Linked DNA regions of Homo sapiens: region 1 is linked to region 2. Evidence: chromatin contacts called from ENCODE Hi-C or POLR2A ChIA-PET data. All regions are on one chromosome and are shown on one strand. The core of a region is the stretch at or near the end of the contact, and the rest is flanking DNA. Distances in the headings are between cores, read along the strand shown.

Region 1 (2,700 bases), core at 43-2,542, 3.2 Mb before region 2:
CTGCTCCCAGCCCCTGGGGAAGTTGCCGGTGGCTCCTGCCCCACAGAGCCTGGCCCCCCCCCAGAGCTGCCTGGGTCACCTCAACCCTCTCAACAGTGCCCTTCCCACCCCACCCTGCAGGACAAGGTGCTGCGGATGCTGTACGTGTGGGCGCTCTGCCGAGACCAGGACGAGCTCAACCCCTACGCGGCCTGGCGGCTCCTGGACATCTCGGCCTCCAGCACCGAGCAGATTCTCTGAGTGTGGTGCCGGAGCCAGGTAGCCCCGGCCTGGGTCATCAGGCACAGAGGCACCGCAACACCACCTGCGGCAACTCCAGACCTCTGGGAACAAGACTGCGGGCTCTGCCCCCAGCTCTGCCAGGACGGCTGCAAGACCAGCTGGCCCGGGAGGGGACAACGGGCTGTTGCGGGTGCGCGGCAGCTGGAGACACTCCCCCGCAGGGCCAACCCCTGCCCTGTTGCTCTGCCCTGCAGGGGTCCCGGCGCCTGGTCACCTGGGGTGCACACAGGTCACACAGTGCCAAGAGGCCCCAGGGCCCAGGGACTCCCCCCACAGCAGGGTGGGACCCGGGACCCGCGGCTCAGTGGCCCGCTAGCCACGTCAGCCAAGCCACTTTAGGTCCATTTTTTAATTTTAACAGTGCTCTTCCATCTTGTGCATAAGCCTGAGATTTGGAAAGAATAAAACACCGAATTGCAGAAGAGCAGCTACGGAGTCTGAAGTGTCTTCTCTGGCGCGGGAGTGGCCGAGGCGATGGTGGGGGTGGGAGCAGGCGGCTGCTGTGGGAGGCGGTCAAGGTCGAGTGAGGAACTGCAGCCGCAGTGGGTGGACGCCTTGCCCAGGGCTGGACCCTGAGTTGGAAGACGAGGCCAGTGACAGACAAAACTAGGGGGACTTACTCATCCCAGTGACCTGCCTGAGCTCTCTGAGAATTGAGGTCCCCAGGGCCGGGGGAGCTTGAGTGCCCATATGAGTGTTTTAGGGCCACTGAGGTCCCCCCACAAACAGGGAGTCTCGAGTGGGGTCTATCGCGGAGGAGAATGCAGGCACAGGGCAGGCTGGGGGGCCCGAAGTGCCAGGGGAGGTGGGAGTGGCAGCTGCCCACTCCCCGGCGAGGTCGTGGGTGCTCGCGGGTCCTCGGGGCTGGGGTTCCGTCCTCCCGCAGGCCCGGGCGGGGTCGCTGGCTCGCGCGCCGCTCCCTGCGCAGCCTCCGCCCCCTGCAGCCCCGCCCCCCGCGGCGGCCCCGCCCCCGTCGCCATAGGAACAGCCGCGGCGGCCCGGCTCGCGCGCTGCTTGCCTGCCTCGGTCTCCGCCGCTCCAGGGGCGGGTGGGGTGGGCTGAGCCGGAGCCCGGGCCGCCGCCGCCGCCGCCGGGGAGAGGCCGAACGCGCAGCCGGCGCGGGTCCCTGAGAGAGCGCGGCCGCCGGGCGGTCGGTCCCCGTCCGGGTCGAAGCCAGGGTGAGGGGCGCGCCGGGGCGGGGGCGGTGGGGGAGGGGGTCCCAGGCCGCCGAGAACAAAGGGAGCGGGGGCAGGGGCCGCGGGGACCGTCCCCACGCCGCGCGCCCGGGCCGCGGCCGCGCTTTCGCACCTGTTGTGTGCGGCCCAGGCCGGGCGCGGCTCCGTTTCCCGGCTCTCAGCGCCCCCACCTGCGCGCACGGCCAGAGTTGGGTCCCCGCGTGGTGGTGGCGGCGATCCGGCGGGCCGGGCATGGGCGTAGCCCGGGGACCGAGGCGCGGGCGGGGGATGGGGTCGGGCACGTTAAGGGAGGCGGCGGCGGCGGCGGCAGGAGGGGGCGAAGCGGAGGAGGCGCGGGAGGGAGGGCGCAGCCTCATCCCCGGCGCCCGGGGCGGGTCCCCTCCTCCGCAGGGCGCGCGGCGATGTGAGCCATGAGCGCGACGTGGACGCTGTCGCCGGAGCCCCTGCCGCCGTCGACGGGGCCCCCGGTGGGCGCGGGCCTGGACGCGGAGCAGCGCACGGTGTTCGCCTTCGTGCTCTGCCTGCTCGTGGTGCTGGTGCTGTTGATGGTGCGCTGCGTGCGCATCCTGCTCGACCCCTACAGCCGCATGCCCGCCTCGTCCTGGACCGACCACAAGGAGGCGCTCGAGCGCGGGCAGTTCGACTACGCGTTGGTGTGAGGGGCGCGGCGCCCCCTAGCCGGCCCTGCGCCGGGGTCTCAGAGGGCCGGCCCGGCGGGGGGCGCCGCGGGGCCAGGACTGCGCTCAGGATCCCGCCCCGGAGCCCCCAGCCCGGGGGAGAGGGGGAGGGAGTTGGGAGAAGCCCAGCCCCTCCCCCTCGAGACCCCTCCCATGTCCCTTCCTGGCCTGGCCGGAGCCCCACCTCGTGCCTTTATCCGCCCTGTCCCTTCCTCTCTGCGCATCTCACCCGCCCGGCTGGCCCCCACCCCCGACTCTGAATCCCGGGCGGGAGGAGGACCCCCGCACCGCCCCCTCCCCAGCGTGTAAGTGGCTCTGCTATTGTGCGTCCCTGGAAGTGGGGACCCCCTTGTCCCTCCTCCCTCCCCTGTTGTCTGGCCGTCGTCAACCCCACCTTGACTGAGTGTTGAGCCCGTCCTTGGGCTCTGGTCCCTGCGGGGCAGGCTCTCCCGGGCCCACGGGGCGGACGCTGCATACCAATTTGCCCTGCACCGCCTGTCCCGGAGACGGAGCCCGAAGGCCTGCCATGGCGGCTGTGTCGAGGA
Region 2 (3,098 bases), core at 413-2,912:
GTTGGCCCAGGGTGCTTTTTAAAAATTGAGATGTAATTCACATTGCACAGTTTCACTTTTGAAGGTGTGAAACTCAGTGGCTTTTAGTCACGCATTCACAGAGTTGTGCAGCCATCACCATTGTCTACTTCTAGAACATTCACTCGCCCCAAAAAGCAACCCCATCAACCATCACTCCCAAGCCCCGGGCAACCATGAACCCACTTCCTGTCTCTGTGGATTGGCTTGTTCTGGACATTTCACACGAGCGAAATCACACATCACTTGACCCTCATCCCCATGGGCGGCCGGACGGGCAGGGTCCTGGCAGCTTCAAGGGCTCTTAGAGATTGAGTCGTGTTTCCAGCACTTGCGTTCTTTTGCTCACCCCTGAGTCTCCGCACGATTTTTCTCCTTCCCACACACATCTCACTGAACTTTGCATTTTTCATAAATACACTTTAAAAGGAACCCTGTTAATCTAATCTTTTTCTTTAAGTACATCCTTCCGTCACTACTGTACTTCACAAGCGCGCTTCCTCATGCGTGGGAAACCTGTGTTCCTTGCCACAACTAGAAGTTGCTGTTTCTTTCTTTAAAAAAAAAAACAAACAAACAACTGGCCGGGTGTGGTGGCTCACGCCTGTAATCCCAGCACTTTGGGAGGCCGAGGCAGGCAGATCACGAGGTCAGAATTTCAAGACCAGTCTGGCTAACATAGTGAAACCCCTGTCTCTACTAAAACTACAAAAAATTAGCCGGGTGTGGTGTTGTGCTCCTGTAATCCCAGCTACTCGGGAGGCTGAGGCAGGAGAGTCGCATGAACCCAGGAGGTGGAGGTTGCAGCGAGCCAAGATTGCACCATTGCACTCCAGCCTGGGTGACAGTGCGAGACTCTCTCTCAAGAAAACAAACTTTTAGGTTCAAGGGCACATGTGCCGGTTTGTTCTTTGGGTAAACTTGTGTCACGGGGGTTTGTTGTATAAATTATTTCATCACCCAGGCTAGTACCCGATAGTTATTTTGTCTGCTGCTCCCCCTCCACCCTCCACCCTCCAATAGGCCCCAGTGTCTGTTCTGCTCTATGTGTCCATGTGTTCTCATCATTTAACTCCCACTTATAAAGTGAGAACATGTGGTATTTGGTTTTCTGTTCCTGCATTACTTTTCTAAGGATAATGGTCTCCTGCTCCATCTATGTCCCTGCAAAGGACATGATCTCATTCTTTTTTATGGCTGCAGAGTACTCCGTGGTGTATATGTACTACATTTTCTTTATCCAGTCTACCGTTGATGGATTTAGGCTGATTCCATGTCTTTGCTGTTGTGAATAGTGAGAAGATTCTGTTTCATCCCACTGAACCCACAGCTACAGTCACCCCAAAAGCAGCAGCAGAGGAGTTCCCACAAGGGAGTGCCCTGAACCGTCCCCAGATGGGGCTGGTTGGGATTCCAAAGAAAGGAACCCTAAATGCCAGGGGGATGAGTCCAAAGCATTTTCCAGGGGGTCTTCGGTGCAGGGTGGGCTTCAGTGTCCTTGCAATGGGCATCAGAGAAAAGGCGTGTTCTACAGCCAGGTGTGTCCTCGGCAAGGGGGTCAGGGTATGGAGTTTATGTGAGGGTTTAAGGATTTTGGCTCAGGGCCTGGGCTGGCTTTCGGTATTTATCAGTGCCTGGGAATGTTCTAGGCTCTGGTTCAAGCCTGTAGGGAAAAACCTGCAGCTGGCTGAGCCACAGAGGTCAGGGCAGTCTGTGATTTTCAGTCAGGACACAGAAAGCAAGCAGGAGGAACTGGAGGACCCTGCGGCTGCCTGTAACAAGAAATAAAAATGGCACAGATATTACTAATTAAGCACTAATCCCAGAGGCGGCGAGCTTGTGGCCTTCCTGTTCTCCTCTTAAAAGCAAGCAAGGGCCGGGTGTGGTGGCTCATGCCTGTTATCCCAGCATTTTGGGAGGCCAAGGTGGGCAGATCACCTGAGGTCAGGAGTTCGAGACCATCCTGGCCAACATGGTAAAACCCCATCTCTACTAAAAATACAAAAATTAGCCGGGTGTGGTGGTGGGCGCCTGTAATCCCAGCTACTCTGGAGGCTGAGGCAGGAGAATTGCTTGAACCTGGGAGGCAGAGGCTGCAGTGAGCCAACATCGTGCCACTGCACTCCAGTCTGGGCGACAGAGCGAGACTGTGTCTCAGAAAAAAAAAAAAAAAAAAAAAAAAAAAGCGAGTATGAGGAGGTCCTGAAAAGAGGACAGGACAGCACCAATCCGAGGCTTCGTCCTGGAGAAACTCAGGGTTGAAAGTAGAGCAAGGAGGGGCCAGGGCACCGGGCTGTCTGTGACTTGTCGTTAGTCATGTCACGTTTGTGGGCTACTGGACAGCTTTATGCTTGGAGGAGCCCTGTCCCGGTTTTTCAGTGGTGTCGCATGGAGAGGGGAAACCGAGGCTTCCCAGGGGTTACCATCCTGCTTCTGCCATTCCCTTTTCTAATGACAATTGTACTGTCATCCAGCAGATCTAAGACATGACCATTTGGAAAATACACAGTTATTTTATTTGCCACTAAGGACCTGATTGCGCCTTCCGCAGTAAGACCCATCCCAAGCCCAGAGACATGCGTAGGTGGAAAGCCGCGGCTTACTGATGAAATACGCTGATTTCACAGAGGGTCACACACATTGTGCCGAGAGCTTTACGTTTCTTACCTCATGTAATCCACCCAAAACCCTCGCTTGGCAGCTCTCACTACCGTCATTTTCTACAGAAGCTTCGATTAAATCAGTGGTTTGAGGTCGGGGTGATTCTGCCCCTGCAGGGGACACTGGGAGATGCCTGGGGATATGTGTGGTTGTCACGACTGTGGGGTGCCCCTGGCATGGAGTGGGCGGAGGACAGGGATGCTGCTCAGCGCCTCGCAGTGGTCAGGACAGCCCCACCCCGGAGGATGGTCCAGGCCCGAATGTAATTAGGGGCGAGGTTGGGAAATACTGGACCAGGTGCACGCTTCCCCATTCCCTTTTTTGAGACAAAATCTTGCTCTGTTACCCAGGCTGGACTACAGTGGCGCAATCTCGGCTCACTGCAACCTCTGCCTCCCAGGTTCAAGTGATTCTCCTGC

What was found. A loop is a pair of places that touch in the nucleus more often than their neighbours do. ChIA-PET counts read pairs that join two places held with the same protein, here RNA polymerase II (POLR2A).
Region 1: a map of breast epithelium shows a loop between it and region 2 (32-fold over the local background). The contact joins the promoter of CTXN1 here to the enhancer-like site in region 2. A Hi-C loop is called at or near these places in 1 of 168 maps with a recorded cell type or tissue (breast epithelium). POLR2A ChIA-PET finds 5 or more read pairs at or near these places in 1 of 52 experiments (A549).

Annotation. Positions count from the first base shown.
Region 1 is chr19:7,924,727-7,927,426 of GRCh38, reverse strand. CTXN1 (cortexin 1) reads left to right here and starts at 1,292. Exons shown (of 2, transcript NM_206833.4): 1 at 1,292-1,460; 2 at 1,869-2,700. The coding sequence starts at 1,889. The coding sequence ends at 2,137. TIMM44 (translocase of inner mitochondrial membrane 44) reads left to right here. Exons shown (of 13, transcript NM_006351.4): 13 at 121-709. The coding sequence ends at 240. LOC124904629 (a long non-coding RNA gene) reads right to left here and starts at 2,022. Exons shown (of 2, transcript XR_007067120.1): 1 at 1,591-2,022; 2 at 617-854. RefSeq lists an enhancer at 1-611 and silencers at 1,108-1,377, 1,908-1,997.
Region 2 is chr19:4,706,720-4,709,817 of GRCh38, reverse strand. All of the region lies in intron 4 of DPP9 (dipeptidyl peptidase 9), which reads left to right. Among named protein-coding and RNA genes, the nearest start is that of DPP9, 16 kb to the left of the region's middle. Within about 2 kb of position 1,662, at least 13 of the 41 ENCODE cell types and tissues checked have a DNase peak (open chromatin) inside an H3K27ac peak, as active enhancers do; they include breast epithelium, where a contact is called at or near this core.